Regions from separate parts of the Homo sapiens genome. Here region 2 is linked to region 1. A link is a loop called in an ENCODE intact Hi-C map of the cell type or tissue named here. Cell type or tissue: A673. All regions are shown on one strand. Links, peaks and the distances in the headings refer to the core of each region. The heading gives the core; the rest is flanking DNA.

What was found. Hi-C counts contacts between places; a loop is a spot of excess contacts. Peaks named below come from ENCODE experiments on the same cell type or tissue, not always from the same donor. Only the 100,000 strongest peaks of a DNase experiment are listed, where the experiment ranks them.
Region 2: a loop joins it to region 1, with 11 times the contacts of the local background. A loop is called at or near these places in 1 of 110 quality-filtered maps.

What each region holds. Positions count from the first base shown.
Region 1 is chr11:39,456,071-39,461,463 of GRCh38, forward strand. No RefSeq gene overlaps it. Among named protein-coding and RNA genes, the nearest start is that of LINC01493, 810 kb to the left of the region's middle. In A673, for the core only: no CTCF peak of the experiment used is centred there; DNase peaks (open chromatin) are centred at 1,941, 2,611, 3,701 and 5,211; H3K27ac peaks cover 5,000 bases.
Region 2 is chr11:39,136,816-39,142,208 of GRCh38, forward strand. No RefSeq gene overlaps it. Among named protein-coding and RNA genes, the nearest start is that of LINC01493, 490 kb to the left of the region's middle. In A673, for the core only: no CTCF peak of the experiment used is centred there; DNase peaks (open chromatin) are centred at 2,946 and 3,456; H3K27ac peaks cover 3,122 bases.

The DNA.
Region 1 (5,393 bases), core at 272-5,271:
ACTTCATAAGTGCTCTCATGTAAGGAATGAACCAATCTTAAAAGAAGAAAACATAATTCTACAAAACTTTTCAAAATCTAGACTTTAAAACTCTTTTATGTCATCGTGGTGCTATCACTATTCTAATAGTTTCCTTGAGCTAAAAATCTGGACAGAATTCATATTTTCTTGGAAGAATCATTTTACTTGTAATTCAACTGTCTACCTACAAATTTAGATTTGCCCTGTTGCTCTTCTTCCTTTAATTAACAAAATTGAGTAGCTTTTTATGTTGGAGATATGTTGCATACCAATGGGGAAAAAATAAAATAATTATATCTCCGGCCGGGCCTGGTGGCTCCTGCCTGTAATCCCAGCACATTGAGAGGCCGAGGCGGGTGGATCATGAGGTCAGGAGACCATCCTGGCTAACACGGTGAAACCTTGTCTCTACTAAAAATACAAAAAATTAGCCAGGCATGGTGGCGGGTGCCTGTAGTCCCAGCTACTCTGGAGGCTGAGGCAGGAGAATGGCGTGAACCCTGGAGGTAGAGCTTGCAGTGAGCAGAGACCGTGCCACTGCACACTGGCCTGGGCGACAGAGCAAGACTCCACCTCAAAAAAAAAAAAAAAGAAATTATATATCTATCTATCTTCGTTCCTCTTTTTTGAGTAAGAACTTACTGTCCAGGTGCGGTGGCTCACTCCTGTAATCCCAGCACTTTGGGAGGCCAAGGCAGGTGGCTCAGCTGAGGTCAGGAGTTTGAGACCAGCCTGACCAACATGATGAAACCCTATCTCTACTAAAAATACAAAATTAGCTGGGTATGGTGGTGCTTGTCTGTAATCCCAGCTACTCGGAAGGCTGAGGCAGGAGAATCGCTTGACCCAGGAGGCAGAGTTTGTAGTGAGCTGAGATTGTGCCATTGCACTCCAGCCTGAGCAACAAGAGTGAAACTCTGTCTCAGAAAAGAGAAAAAAAAAAAAAAAACTTACCCGAGTGATTCTTGTGTTGACTATGATTAAACTATTATGAAGGAAATGTAATAGAAATAAAATAAGGATGTTAAATAAAATCGAGTAAAATAATACAGATTAATTAAAAATATACACACAGGTAGTCTTAATAGATATGACATATATATCTCATATAAGTATATTAATGATATAGATGATATAAAATTATAACAATATAATATATATCATTTCATAATGAAAAGCTATTAGTAAACAGCAGAAGCAGCAACAATAATGGCAACCAGAAAACCTTTATGAAAACCGAATTAGTTAAAAGCTGCTTTTAAGAACATTTTAGTAAAGGAAAAGAAGAAGCTGAAGACCTAAACTCTGTACAAGGTCTTGGAAAGACAACAAAAACAAAGCAAAATCAGACCAGGAGTTTGACCTTTTCTATTCATGTAAACCAATTGTAACTAGGGGACAATTTCTGGGATTAAATAAAGTCATGTTTGACTGTTGGTGAACACGACTGTGGAAATCCTTGGTGTTGCTGATTTTGGGTTTACCCTCTCTGACTAAATATAAAATTGTTATGGGGATGAAAAGTCTAATGGGGATCAGGCAATGAAACTCACCAGAAATACTTGTTTCACATAGACAAAGTAGTATATTTTTCTAATAAAATTTATTTTAATGCCCTGCTTATGTAAAAATAAAATTTGTTTTACTATCTTATATTTTAGAGCACATATACAGAAAATGAAAGAAATCAAAATATTTGACAAAATATGTAGAAAGGAATACTGTTATAAATATCAAAAGATTTTATAACTTTAAGCTCCCGCTGCCAGAGACATGGTAAGAATGATTAATTCCTTCGCGCCTATCATTTCTCAGTGACCTCACTGTGAACACTCACACTTTATTAATAACTCCTGATATTTTTGCACTGTGTCTCATCCACAGGCCTCAGAAATTACAAACACTAGTTTTACCTAAGAGGAATCTAAGTAGCAAGTCACCACATTTTCCTAACAGAGAGTTTGAAACCCAGAAAGTCAGACTTGCTGAATATGAAGGAGCCCTGTGGAGTGGGTCAGAGTTACCTTTGACCTAAGAAAAGTGAGGTCAGTCTACGGCTATAGGCAGTAAATCCATCCAATAATGGGTTAAGGAGTACTGATAAAAGAACAACTACTACCAGCTGACTGGACCAGCTCATATTGTTTAAAATAATCTTCAAAAATCATAGGAATATATGGAGAAAACAAATTTCAAGGCACAGAAAGCTAAAAAACAACAAAAGCTACATTTGTAAATAATTTTATAATCGACAGATATTTATTTTCTTTATAACTCCATGTTCTTTTCAACAAATGGCCCATGAAGAGATAAGGTTGTGATTTTGTTGTTTCCATCCCTTTCCTTTCCAATGGAATTTAAGCTCAATGGAGGCACTCTTGTAAACTCTTCTCTCAGAAACTTGCACATAGAATGTAAAAAATATATCTTGAATAGTGTTGAATGAATGGACATAGAGAATAACAGGTTAAACTAGAACAAGAATGTAGGCTTCCTGATACTCAGTCCAGAGTTCTTTTCTTACATCATGTAATAGGCTCATAATGGCAATAAATAAACAAATGAGTGAATAAATGTAGAAAGAAAAGAGAGGAAGGGAGGGAGGGAAGGAAGGAAAGGAAGGAAGGAAGGAAGGAAGGAAGGAAGGAAATTAGCTTTCCATAAAATATCAGACTCGTGAAACGTCAACACAGAAATAACTGGGTAAAAGTGGCAAAAGATGATTGTTCATTAAAGTTACAGAGAAAACTGACCAGAGTCAACAGAGAGGTTAGGATAAAACAGGATTCTCACTTATAAAATTTAACTTAGTCAAACTCAAAGGGGGTGTATTTCTAATCCAAAACATAAAAACATTTAAAATGTTCATCTTAAAGTAGAAATAAAGGTATAAAAAATTATTTAGGAAATATATATTACTTTTCATAAGCAGAGAAAACTTCAACATTCACATAAATGACTTTTAAGTTTTTTAATTTCCTTAGTAATGATGATCTTTTCCTTCTTAGGAATCCACTATAGTTATACTTCACACACACATACACACACACACCCCTCAATTTTAAATATAGCACTCTTTTCTTTTTTTTTTTTCTGGAAACAGAGTTTCACTCTTGTCACCCAGGCTAGAGTGCAATGGCATGATCTCAGCTCACTGCAACCTCCACCTCCTGGGTTCAAGCAGTTCTCCTGCCTCAGCCTCCCGCGTAGCTGGGATTAAGGGCATGTGCCACCATGCCCGACTAATTTTTGTATTATTAGTAGAGACGGGGTTTCACCATGTTGGCCAGGCTGGTCTTGAACTCCTGACCTCAGGTGATCCACCCACCTTGGCTTCCCAAAGTGCTGGGATTACAGGGTGAGCCACCACACCTGGCCCAAATATAGCACTCTTTTTTCATAATCCTTTTTTTTTCACTCATTTATTCTAATTACAGAACTGCATCCTAACAGGTCTTACTCTTCACTTATTTTTTCCTTGTCTGACATGTCCAGTTAGTGCTCATGGAATATCAATTGCTCCCCTATATTTCCTGTTCACTGTTGTAGTTCATTTTAATATGTGACGGGGGTCTAGCAAATAGAACTGAGGGCATATATTATACATCGCTTCACATCTGATGCATTACTGAGTCCTTATTCTCCATTACGGCAAACTTACAGCCTTGTGATGAGAAGCCGGTAAGCTCATACCTTTGACAATTCATCAAATCAAGACATTTCCCCACTTGCCTCAGTGCTTGAATGACAAATAAACGTTGTTGGTATGAAGCCACTGAAATTACATCATGTATTTGCTACTACAACAAATCTAGGGTACAGCAAATTATCCTAATGTAACATTCTCCATTGGTTCTCCACAACAGCAGCCAGACAGAACACTAAAAAATATGCGTAGCATATTATTATGCCCTTTCTTTAAAATATTCATTTTTTAAATTAAACTTTGTATAGAATTCAAATCCTTTACTATATCCTATAAGGCTCACACTATCTGGCCTGTCAGATTCTCAGAACTCACCTCTCTCTGCTCACTCATTCTCTGACTTTCATTCTCTTGCTCAGTTCTGTCCATGCTTTGTACTTCCTGTGCTTTTTGCTTGCAGTGCTCATTTATAAGATCTTTACAAATTAAGAATAAGTTAAAACACAATCGTCTCAAGAATTTAACCCTTGGCTGGTCACAGTGGCTCACACCTGTAATCCCAGCACTCCGGGAGGCCGAGGCAGGTGAATCACAAGGTCAGGAGATTGAGACCATCCTGGCCAACATGGTGAAACCCTATCTGTACTAAAAATACAAAAATTAGCTGGGTGTGGTGGTGCGTGCCTGTAATTCCAGCTACTCAGGAGGCTGAGGCAGGAGAATCGCTTGAACCAGGGAGTCAGAGGTTGCCGTGAGCCGAGATCGTGCCACTGCACTCTAGCCTGGTGACAGAGTGAGACTCCATCTCAAAAAAAATTTTTAAAAATGAGAGTTTAACCCTTACCTACTCAAATGAGCTTCTCAATTTCTATGTTCTCTAGGGCTTCAGTTTGCGTCTTGGTGGCTATTTTTCATACACTTCATCTAGCCCTAAAATGATTTATTTGTTTACATGTTTATCATGTGCGTGCAATTTGAATTCCTTACTTTCAGGGATACCATTAGTTTTGAATCCCTGTATTCTGGAAACATGACATGGTACCTGTTTCATGTAATACCTATGCATGAAACAATGCATAAGATATTACATCATTGTTTCCAGAATACAGGGATTTAAAAATACATTATTTTTTTAAATAATGTATTCCAGAAACATGAACCAATACCTGTTGCATAGTAGTAACTAAACTTGTATTTACTTAATGATAAATAAATCATTATGATAATTTTGCAGAGAGATTAGTATATGAAGAAAATAAAATCCAGAAGAGGTGACATCTGAGATGACAACTGGATAGTAAGACGTTACCGACTTGCAATGTTTTGGAGACAGAACTTTCCACAGAAAACAGATAGCAACTGTAAAATCCTAAAGGCTGGAATGAGCACAGTGTAGCCCTGGAAGAAAAATGAGGTCAGTTAGATCAAGGAATAAGAAAGAGCCTTGGATTCTTTACCCAATGTTGTGCCTTTGCCTGGGAGAGGAGAGCTGGTCCTGCCCAGAGAACAGATAGCAGTTACATAATTTATACCCACACATCGAGCCTGGGATTAGAGTACAAGTGTTCCCTGCCTGTGGCCTCCTTGCTAACAATACCCAACCTGGACCCAGGCCCAGAACTCAAAAACTTTTATACAATGCCTCAACAAGAGAGATTCTCAGATATACTATTGTTTTTAAAAATGAGCTTCATAAAAAATATATATTCTTCAATATTTAAATCCC
Region 2 (5,393 bases), core at 102-5,101, 320 kb before region 1:
GGTGATGAGAAACTCTGACATTCAGTTCTTGTGCCAATTCCTTCTCATCTCAGGGAGCTGATGATTCGGAGACTTTTTTTGTTTGTTTTTATTTTTTTTAATTTCAGTGGTACTTCTTTATTTTTTATTCTTTTTACTCTTGATGGCATGACCGTGATATATGTTGCATATAATCAATTGGCTTTATTTTTGAGTGCTTTCAAGGTGCTGAGGCTCCATACAGGTTCCTTGGCTGCAGATAGATTCATGCAGTGGCTTTCTCAGATGTTTCTTATTGCAGTGATGTATTTTTGTTTGGTGGTATATTTCAGGCTATAGTTTAGCAGATGGCACTTAAGAATAAGAGCTAACAGATAGGGGTGGTGGCCGAGGCAATGGAGAGCATAAAAAGTGTCCTCTCTCAGCATGTGTTCACCTTCATTGGGGTTGGAGAGGCTAAAAAATCCTGAGAACTGATTTCTTTTTCTTTTCTTCTTCTTCTTCTTTTTTTTTTTTTTAGACTGAGTTTCACTCTTGTTGCCCAGGATGGAGTGTAATGGCACGATCTCAGCTCACCACAACATTCGCCTCCCGGGTTCAAGGAATTCTCCTCCTGCCTCAGCCTTCTCAGTAGCTGGGATTACAGGCATGCACCACCACACCTGGCTAATTTTGTATTTTTGGTATATATGGGGTTTCTCCATGTTGGTTAGGCTGGTCTCGAACTACTGACCTCAGGTGATCCACCTGCCTCAACCTCCCAAAGTGCTGGGATTACAGGTGTGAGCCACTGTGCTTGGCCGAGAAGTAGTTTCTTTCAGCTCATACTCCTCAGGCCCTAACTGGGCCACTGCTGAGTCTACAACAGTGCACTGAAGAGGGGAATGGAGGCAAGAGATGTCCCCATTGCAGGGGTCATCCATCCTACATGTCTATTCCAGGGCTTTTGTGCTGCTACATTCAATACCTGGCACCATGTTCATGTTTTCTTTGACCCAAAAGAGCTTTGGGAGGCTGCACTCCCTCCTTCCTTAGGGGTAAACTGTGGTGAGGATTAGATTTCCAGGGGAGTGGTATCTGCCTCTCTCCCACTCCTTATCTGATTTTCTATGAGACTAGGTTTAAAATGACATCCTCTTCTCAGCCCTAGGTCTGGGAAAATGCCTGCAGCTTTTCCCAGTGTCTTTCCCTCTGTCTGCCTCTCCCCAAGTTAGCTCCAGGGCTTGAGAGAAAAGTGGTGCTCTCCCTTGGCCTGGGTTGCACAGATCCCCAGAGGAAAGGAGAGACATAGAGGGAGAGTAACTAACCCTCTCACGTAGTGGGGCTTCACTCATATATTTATCAGCCAAAAGCCATAACAGGGACTGCTTGCCCACCTTCTCCTCTCCAGGGTCTGGGTTGTCCTTGGCTATTCTGGTGAATTATTGTCTTTCTTCTTGAATTAACACTCTCAGAGTTCATTTTTATGTGCTATTTTCCTGTTTCCACGTGGCTGAGACATACAAAAGCCTCTAATCCACTATCTTCCAAAGAAAAGAAAACTATATATTTCTAAAGATTATATTTTATATGCTCTTTATAGTCTGAGACTGAACATTTCCAATTCATCACAAATATTCTTCCGTTACATATTTTATTTTTGAACCTCCCTTTATCTGCTATTTGCCTCACTCTCGCTGTCCCTTCTTTGCATATAGGACAGGAGAGTGAAAGTGTTTGTTCACAACACCATCTTGATTCAATCTTAGTTTTTTCTGGATTAACTATTTTATAATTTGGCCAGAATTATCAGCATGTATGTAACTCTAAAATATATATTTTTAGCTTTAATATTTTTCTTGTGCTTCAGATTTGCTTATTTCATATTATTATTTAGATTTTTTTCCCGGCACATCTAAACTCAGCATAATCACAGCTAATCTCATCATTTCCTTCCCAAACTTGCTCCCCTTCAAAACAAAAGCACAAGTGTCAATAATGGCAACATATTATAACCATTTGTCCAATCTAGAAATCTAGTGTGAGCAACATCATTGATGCTTCCTCTCCATGACCCTCAGCTCTCACATTCAGTCAATCCCAGGCCACTTTCATATGCTATCATGTGTCTTCTGAATTACGGCAAGATCTTTCTAATTGGATTCCTTACTTCTTGTCTTGCTCACCACTGGTCCATTTTTCTGGAACAGTCAGAAAGGCTATTCTCAAATAACTTCATCAATTTAATATCCTACCTAATAGCTTCAAGGCATTCGTAATGCTCTAAGCCTAAATATCACCATGAAAAGCATTATTCATTGCCTAACCAATGGCTATTTCTCCCTTTTTTTTTTTTTTTTGCCAGCAGAGTCTGTCTTCCACTATATCCACAGACAATACCAGATATCTCCTTTCTTAGATACACTTGCAGCTCAGGAGTAAGCAATAACTCAATCCTGGCCAACTGAGCCTGAGGTATGATCTATTAGTGGGCTTCTCACAAACATTTACCTTCCTGACAGAATAAAAGAGATAAGCAAAAATTATTGTATAAGTTTCTTATTGCCCCTTCAGTTTCTGTCATTACTTCTCGTTAATCTATTCAGAATATTGCAGCCATATAAGAAATATTTTAAAAGAAAATCTAATCATGACATTCCTCTTCTTACAACCTTAATTTGGCTTCCTAACTGACTCTAAATAGCAAAGTCCACACGGTGGCCTAAAAAACTTCTATATAATCTATACCCACACCATTACTGTACTCTTTTAAGTCTGTGATCTCATTCCCTACTATCTCTGCTCACCCTTTCTAGATCTGCTAATATAGCAGTGTTGGTGGCATAGATCAGTGTATTTTACTACCCTTTGAGGTTATCACAATTAGTTCAGATTGCTCAATAAAGCAATCCCTTACTGAGACAGCTCCTTTTACAAAACAATGTTTTACTTTTACATTGTACCCTCTTTCTGCGGATCTCAGCGGGTTTTCTCATTTATCAGATAATCTTTATTCATAGAGGAAGTGAGACTGAAAAAGTTGATTTCCTACAAAAGGATGATCTGAGGCTGAGAACAGTTAATTGATCCAACTAAAATCATGTGCTCAGTCAAAAGCTGTCCCCAAAACGTTATTCATTTGACTCTACACCTTTCATCTTAGATTACAAAGTAGTCAGTTTTTGAGCACATGCTGTAACAGTTTGATTCTTACATAAAGACTTCTCAAATAATGGTATAAGAAATATTGTTGTTATTTTAAAATCTTATTCCTACAAATACTACTCAATTACTAAATACTAAAATTATTAAATATTATAAATACTACTAAATAAGTATACTATATTTTTTATAAATTATTTCTGAATGTGATAAGTGAGATTGTATCAAACCAATGCTAGCGACATACAAAAAAAAAATTTGAAGAATCCTGAGAGCTTCTCATGCAGTCAAAATCTGAGGAGGTATGTAGGAGAGAAATACAGAGACATTAAAATAACACTAAACTCCTCTTGCTGTGGCATCTGCTAACTAAAAATGATTGCTGAGGGAACTGACAAGATGAGCAGAATCTCTAGACTGAACTGTGCCAGACAGAAGAGAAAGAAATTGGACATCACAACTGCCATGGCTGAGAGGCCTTGAGAACAATTCAGTCCTAGGAGACTAAAGAACTTGAAGTGAATCCCTTCTAGAGGAAGATAACAAGATCCAAAGCCTCTAATGTCCTCGCAGTTTACAGTTATTAAACCAGAACATTAAAATAACTGTGACTAAAATAATATAATAGAGCATGAGAGGTCAATATACTGAAGGATGAGATGGAGAATTTAAGCAGAGAATGTAAATTTATAGAGAAAAATTAAATAAAAAGTATGCTACTATAATTACTAGTCAATATCAACTCATTCCTCTTACTATACTTACTGTCTAAAAGATAAATGTTGAAAAAATAATACGAGAAAGACAGGAAGAGAAAAAGAAAATGTAGGAAAAAAGGATACAGAGCATTTCTTATACCATTTCTAATTACTACCATAATTTCTATGGCTTTCAGTCACAAACAACTTAATGCTAAATTTATTCTGTGGATTTTTGCACTTGGAATAGACTCACTTTTCTATGACTTGTTAGAAAGGCTAGAAGATTAATGAGCTAATGTTGAGAAAGCATATCAAATGCAAAGTACACATTTTAGAGGCACTACAGATTTCATTAAAAATAAACAGAGAGTTGTAGTGAAAGCAAGTGGAATATGTGCCGAGATGAAGTAGTGACAGTATCCTCATGGTTCCCAGCATCCCCAACTTTGGGAGAATTTACAGTTCTGAAAGTTAAAAATTCATTGGCAATACAAATAATTTGCATTTATACATTTTATACTCTGAAAATGCTAATGTTTGAAATATTTAATCACAGGGTTTTAAATTATAAACTAATGGAAGAACGAAGAGAACTATAAAAATCACTTACTCTATTTAAATAACATTTGGAGAAAAAAAACACAGAGCCTTATAACTTCTAGGCCTTACTCAAATCACTATGTTTTATGTCACCTGGAAACTTAAGACTGTTTATATTTTTGTTGACCTTTCTAATGTATCTCCTCAATTTCCATATTTTAACAAATTGTCCAATATGAACCATTAATAAAAGAGAGGAAAGATGCACTCAGAAAATGGCCTGCAGAAGATTCCTTTGACCTAACAAATGTATATTAATTATATTCATTATAGTAAATATTCTTGTTATTTAAAATAAATTTTCTAAAACAGTTACATAATCAAATGAAAATGGGTCATTTTATCATATACCCAAGTAGAACTTATCATAAAAATAGGCAAAATGACATTTAATTATTCAAACAGAAATTAGGAAGAAAATGAAAGAATAAGAGCACTTTACTCTTTTTATAGTTATCAGAATATTATATATACAGATATTGAAAACTTGAAAAATTATTTAATTCCAATATGAATCTAGTCATAATGTTCTAGGAATGTTTCCAAGTCATTTCATGTGTTAATTAATCAAAATAATTATTTTTAATATTTTTATAATCTGCACATTCTAAGGTAAAAAGAAGTTTAAAAAGACTGTTCCAGTTGTACTTTGTCTCTTCTAAATTTAAAATGTTGCTAGTTAATAATCATAATCAGTAAATCTTTTAAATCTCATAAAATTAACCACTTTCTACGATTTTCCTCAATTAGAGTTTTCCTTTATTTAGTAAACAGTTTTGAGAGTCTTCTATATTCCAGCAATGTTTTAGACACTGGAAATACAATAGTAAATAAGACAGGGAAGTCTCATGAAATTAATATTCTCTAAAGAAAAACAGACATATGAGAGGGTGTGCATTTGGTTCGCAGCTACATTAATTGTAATGGTCAGGGAAGCCTCGCAGAGGTGATGACCCATGAGCAGAAAGGAGG